2 separate regions of the Homo sapiens genome follow, and region 1 is linked to region 2. A link is an interaction called in ENCODE POLR2A ChIA-PET data of the cell type or tissue named here. Cell type or tissue: OCI-LY7. All regions are shown on one strand. Each heading gives the region's core, and the rest is flanking DNA. Links, peaks and the distances in the headings are about the cores only.

Evidence for each region. ChIA-PET counts read pairs that join two places held together with the same protein. Peaks named below come from ENCODE experiments on the same cell type or tissue, not always from the same donor. Only the 100,000 strongest peaks of a DNase experiment are listed, where the experiment ranks them.
Region 1: POLR2A ChIA-PET joins it to region 2 with 17 read pairs; 7 of 35 experiments call an interaction of 5 or more read pairs at or near these places.

What each region holds. Positions count from the first base shown.
Region 1 is chr15:42,618,963-42,621,879 of GRCh38, reverse strand. All of the region lies in intron 3 of STARD9 (StAR related lipid transfer domain containing 9), which reads right to left. Among named protein-coding and RNA genes, the nearest start is that of STARD9, 45 kb to the right of the region's middle. RefSeq lists enhancers at 1,217-1,981, 1,982-2,747. In OCI-LY7, for the core only: no CTCF peak of the experiment used is centred there; a DNase peak (open chromatin) is centred at 1,709; H3K27ac peaks cover 972 bases.
Region 2 is chr15:42,505,688-42,508,604 of GRCh38, reverse strand. The region is part of intron 1 of SNAP23 (synaptosome associated protein 23); the gene reads right to left. Among named protein-coding and RNA genes, the nearest start is that of SNAP23, 12 kb to the right of the region's middle. In OCI-LY7, for the core only: no CTCF peak of the experiment used is centred there; no DNase peak of the experiment used is centred there.

The DNA of each region.
Region 1 (2,917 bases), core at 187-2,686, 110 kb before region 2:
GATACCCCAACAGAAATGATCACATCTAGCACCCAGAACTTGGTTTCTAAATATCATTTTCCACTAACAGGAACAAAATGAGCATCACAATTGTTAAGTTTAGCCTAAAGCTGTCTCCTTGCAGATTTTAAGTTTGTCCTAAGGGTTTCTCCATACATAGTGATTATAACCTAACTAAATGTATAAACAGACTGTAACCTACTTTTGTAACAAGTAGCCAAGTTTCAACCAATCACAGACAGCCAACTGTTCAAACTGTGTTCAAATGAAGAAAATGAGCTGTAACCAATCCAGCTGTTTCTGTACCTCATCCCTCTGTTTTCTGTATGTCACTTTCCTTTTTCTGTCCAAAAGTGTTATCCAACCATGTGGCAGCCTCAGGCTGTATCTGAACCTATCGTAGTTCTAGGGGCTGCCTTATTTGTAAATTCTTCTTTGCTCAATTAAGCTCTGTTAAATTTGTCTAAAATTTTTCTTTTAACACAATAAGCAATGATAGTAACAGGTTGTAATCCACTGTATAAAATGAGAAACCATGAATCAAAGATATAATATATAATATAACCATGGATCACAGATATAAATAATTTGAAAGTCTGATGAGGGCCGGAATACATAGTTTCAAAGTACTTCCTACAAAATATTTATTAAATACAAAATATTTATTAATTACAAAGAAGAGAAAGAGTAACTTTACAGTGAAAAAAATCTGGCAGACACCACCTTAATCAAGCAATCAAAGTAAATTCAGTGATACTGGTATCAAGGATACATAATCTGAATGTAATCATGAGGAGACACTGGACAATCCAAATTAAGGGACATGTATACCAGGTGGTGGCTCACCCCTATAATCCCAGCACTTTGGGAGGCTGAGGCGGGTGGATCACTTGAGGTCAGGAGTTCGAGACCAGACTGGCCAACATGGTGAAACCCCATCTCTACTAAAAATACAAAATTAACCAGGCATGGTGGCAGGCACCTATAATCCCAGCTACACAGGAAGCTGAGGCAGGAGAACTGCTGGAACCTTGGAGGTGGAGGTTGCAGTGAGCCAAGATTGTGCCACTGCACTCCAGCCTGGGCGACACAGGGAAACTCTGTCTCCAAAATAAAATAAAATAAAATAAAATAAAATAAAATAAAATAAAAGGGACATTCTACAAAATAATTGGCCTGTAATCTTCGTAAGTGTTAAGATCATGAACATCAGGGAAAAACTGAGGACCTATTCCAGACTGAATTAGACTAGAGTTAAGATAACTAAATGCAACAAGTGATGCTGAACTTAATCTTTTTGCTGTAAGGATCTTACTAGGACAATCAGTGAATCCTGAATGAAGTCTAAGGATTAGATGGCAGCAATTAACACTTTAATTTCCTGAAAATTTTTTTTTTTTGAGACAGGTCTCACTCTGTTACCCAGACTGGAATGAAGTGGTGTGATCACAGCTCACTGCAGCCTTGACCTCCCAGGCTCAAACAACCCTCCTGCCTCAGCCTCTGGAGTAGCTGGGAATACAGGTGCGAGCCACCATGCCCAGCTAATTTTTTAATTTTCTGTAGAGACATAGTCTCGGAAAAAAAAAAAAATCTACTTATAACTGCTGCTAATTGGAGTGTATATTCAGGGCAACTTGAACCTCTGCTCCCAGGTTGCAATGCTCAAGTTGGCCCAAACAAACTTTCTGCTTATTTTGCCTCAGCTTCTTCCTTTTAGGTCAACTGTGAGAAGCAGGAAACCACAAAGAGTAGTCCAGTAACCTAGAACCAACAAAAATGGAAATTCACCACTGCTGGGCCCAAAGAGCCAAGGGAAAGAGATGGTCACCTGGAAGGAGAATCATGAAGAGAAACCAGCTTAAGGGAAGCTTTAAAGTTAAAAGATGCCAGAACAAAACAATCCTACTGGAGGAAACCCCTCCTGCTGATCTGAATAAAGGCCTCTCGTTTATTCAACCCCAACCTCAAGCCTTAGGGCAAGTTAGCCATTGATTAGCTCAACAGTATATTCATCTTAAGGAATGAGTGGGAACAAAAGCAAAATAAACCAAAAGAAATTGGGTAAAGCTTGAGTCAGGGCTCCCCAACCAGGAACCAGGCCACACAGCAGGAGGTGAGTGGTGGGCAGGCAGGCGAGGAGCAAGTAAAGCTTCATCTGTATTTACAGCTACTCTCCCATTGCTCACTTCATTGCCTGAGCTCTGCCTCCTGTCAGATCAGCAGAGGCATTACATTTTCACAAGAGTGTGAACCCTATTAAACTGCACAGGTGCCTGCGAGGGTTCTAGGCTGCATGTTCCTTACGAGAATTTTTTTTTTTTTTTTGAGACAGTCTTGCGCTGTCACCCAGGCTGGAGTGCAGTGGCACGATCTTGGCTCACTGCAACCTAAAACCCCTCCCCTTCCACCTCAGCTACTCAAGTAGCTGGGACTACAGATGTGTGCCACCATGCCCGGCTAATTTTTTTTTAATTTTTTGTAGAGATGTCTCACTTTGTTGCCCAGGCTGAAAATCCCGTCTTAAAAGGTTACATACTACATTAAGTCTATGTATGAGATTCTGGAAAAAGCAAAACTAAAGGAACAAAAAGCATATCAGTGGTTGCCAGGGGTTAGGGTGGCAGGATAGTGTGAATACAAAGGGGCAGCACTTGGGAATTCCTGGAGTTGTTCAAATCATTCTGTGTCCTGTCTGTGGTGATTACAAGAATCTATGCATGTGTAAATATTCATGGAAATGTACACCAAAAAAGTAAACTTTACCATATGTAAATTTAAATTTTTAAAAATTCAACAAAATTAGGAAGAGTGAAAAACTGAAATAAAAGAGTAAAAACTGAAATTAACAGACTAGAAAACAAAATGTGTTATAAAGAATAAATATTTACAAAAGCAATTTCTTTGGAAAAACAAT
Region 2 (2,917 bases), core at 225-2,724:
TCATTCTGAAGGACACATCCTTTCCATGTGAACTCGAAGTTCTGCTTAATATTTTTTTCTTCCCTGACCAGACAACACGCAAGACAAGTAACAGATATCTACTCCCAAGTTTGGCATGCTAACGCCAGGATGCAGCTGCCTAAGATTACTCTGTGTTCTTGAGGGTTTTGAGCACAAGTTTAGTGTGGCTGTCGCTCAGAGGGTTGGATTCAGTACTGCCTGTGGATACCAATTGGCCCTGAGGAACCTGCAGATATAAAAGTCCGCCCTCTGTAGACGGGAGTTTTGCATGTATGAATACCGTATTTTCTTTTCTTTCTTTCTTTCTTTTTTTTTTTTTTTGAGGCAAGGCTTCACTCTGTCATCCAGGTTGGAGAGCGGTGGTGCAATCAGGTTCACTACAGCCTTGCCCTCCCAGGCTCAAGCAATCCTCCCATTTAGCCCCCTGAATAGCTGGGACTACAGGTGCATGCATCATGCCCGGCTAATTTTTAAGCTGTTTTATAGAGACAGGGTCTCACTATGTTATCCAGGCTGGTCTCAAACTTCTGAAACTTTTGGGGTCAAGCAATCCTCCCACCTCAGCCTCCCAAAGTTCTGGAATTACAGGGATGAGCTACCGTACCTGGCTGAATACCATATTTTCTATCTGCATTTGGTTATAGATGTGGAACCTGCTGATACGGAGGGCTGATTGTATTTACTGAAAAAAAAATTTACCTATAAGTGGACCCACGCAGTTCAAGCCCATGTTGTTCAAGGGTCAACTGTATATGAAAGTAACAGAGTCAAAGTAGAATTGTAAGGGGAAGGACAAAGACAGACAAGGAATAATACTCCTCAAGTTCTTATTGGTCTTTGTAAGTTTGCTGAGACGAGTCAGAGAGAATGTAACCTATAATTAGCTACATAGCCTTACTCATATTTATTATTCTCTGCAGACATTTTCCTTACGGAATCAGGAAAAGGTTACCCAGAATATTACAGAAAAGAGAACTGGTGGGGTGGGATGAAAAATAAAACATCAGTTGATACAAAGATGCCATTAAACGTACTTTTCTCAGATTTAATCTAATCTATTAAATACTTGTGTCATTTTTCCAGTGCTGCTGGGAACTTATACTATGCTAATAGTGTGCCTTTCAGAGGAAAATGCAAGATTTTTCTCAGTGCTTTTACACCCTATTTCTCATGCTATGGTTCACTTGGGCTTACTAAAAGACTCCTAATTTGACCTTTTTCTTTTCTAATTTAAACCTAGGCAGGGAAAGAAAAGTTCACTGAGTACCTCTTAGGCACCAGATACCCTACTAAGTATTTATCTACATCATTATCTTCATTATACTATTTTACAGATGGAGAAACTAAGGCTCAGTTTAGGTAACTTACCCAAGGCGGCTGTGTCAGTAAAGAGCAGATTGATTATTCAAGTCGGGATCTACTCGCAAATTAAGTATAATTCATGGTCTGATAAAGAGTCTTTCTGGAGCTGGGAGTGGTGGCACACGTCTGTAATCCCAGTACTTTAGGAGGCCAAGGCAGGAGGACTGCTTGAGGCCAGGAATTCAAGACCAGCCTGGGCAACATAGTGAGACCCGTTCTCTACAAATAATCAAAAAATTAGCTGGGCATGGGGCGCATGCCTGTAGTCCCAGCTACTCAGGAGGCTGAGGCACAAGAATCACTTGAACCTGGGAGGCAGAGGGTACAGTGAGCCGAGATGGCATCACTGTGCTCTAGCCTGGGCAACAGACCAAGACCCTGTTTCCAAAAAAAAAAAAAAAGTTTTTTCTGTTGACTGTATCCACCGCCCCCTTAACAAACAATAGATCATATGAGAGCTGCTGAATATTGGAAAATAGGTCAAGCAATCCTATATGATGGCTCATTTCAAAATTTCAGATGCTTTCTATAAGACCATGAAATTTTATCTCTTCTACAGACTCAAAGAAGACAGTTAAATTGAAGGAGAAATAGACCACAGTAATCATGGTTTTCAACTGTCTTCTATTATTTCAGAAGCTGAAAATAATCTACATTAATTTAGAAAATGAAAAGAAGTCTATTGGCTAGGCACAGCGGCTCATGCCTGTAACTCTGGCACTTTTGAGGGCTGAGGTAGGAAAACGGCTTGAGGCTAGTTTGAGACCAGCCTAGGCAACACAACAAGACTCTGTCTCCACAAAAAGTAACAACAAAAATAGCCAGGTGTGGTGACCAGTGCCTGTAGTCCCAGCTACTTGGGAGACTGAGTTAGGAGGTTCACTTGAGCCTGGGAGTTCAGGGCTGCAGTGAGCCATGATCCCCACTACACTCCAGCCTGCCTGACAGAGCAAGACCCCAAAGAAAGAAAAGAAATGGGCCGGTCACAGTGGCTCACGCCTATAATCCCAGCACTTTGGGAGGCCGAGGTTGGCGGATCACAAGCTCAGGAGTTCAAGACCAGCCATTGCCAAAATGGTGAAACCCCATCTCTACTAAAAATACAAAAATTAGCCAGGTGTGGTGGTGGGCGCCTGTAGTCCCAGCTACTCGGGAGGCTGAGGCAGGAGAATCGTTTGAACCCGGGAGGGAGTGGTTGCAGTTAGTCGAGATCATGCCACTACACTCCAGCCTGAGTGACAAGAGCAAGACTCTGTCTCAAAAAAAATAAAAAAGAAAGAAAAAAAAAGAAAAGAAAAGAAAGAAGGAAAAGAAATGGAAGGGAGGGAGGGAGGAAGGGAGGAGATAAGAAAACAAGCAAGCAAGAGGCCAGGTGCGGTGGCTCACGCCTGTAATCCCAGCACTCTGGAAGGCCAAGGTGGGCAGATCACCTAAGGTCAGGAGTTCAAGACCAGCCTGGCCAACATGGTGAAACCCCGTCTCTACTAAAAATACAAAAATTAGCCAGGCGTGGTGATGCACACCTATAATCCCA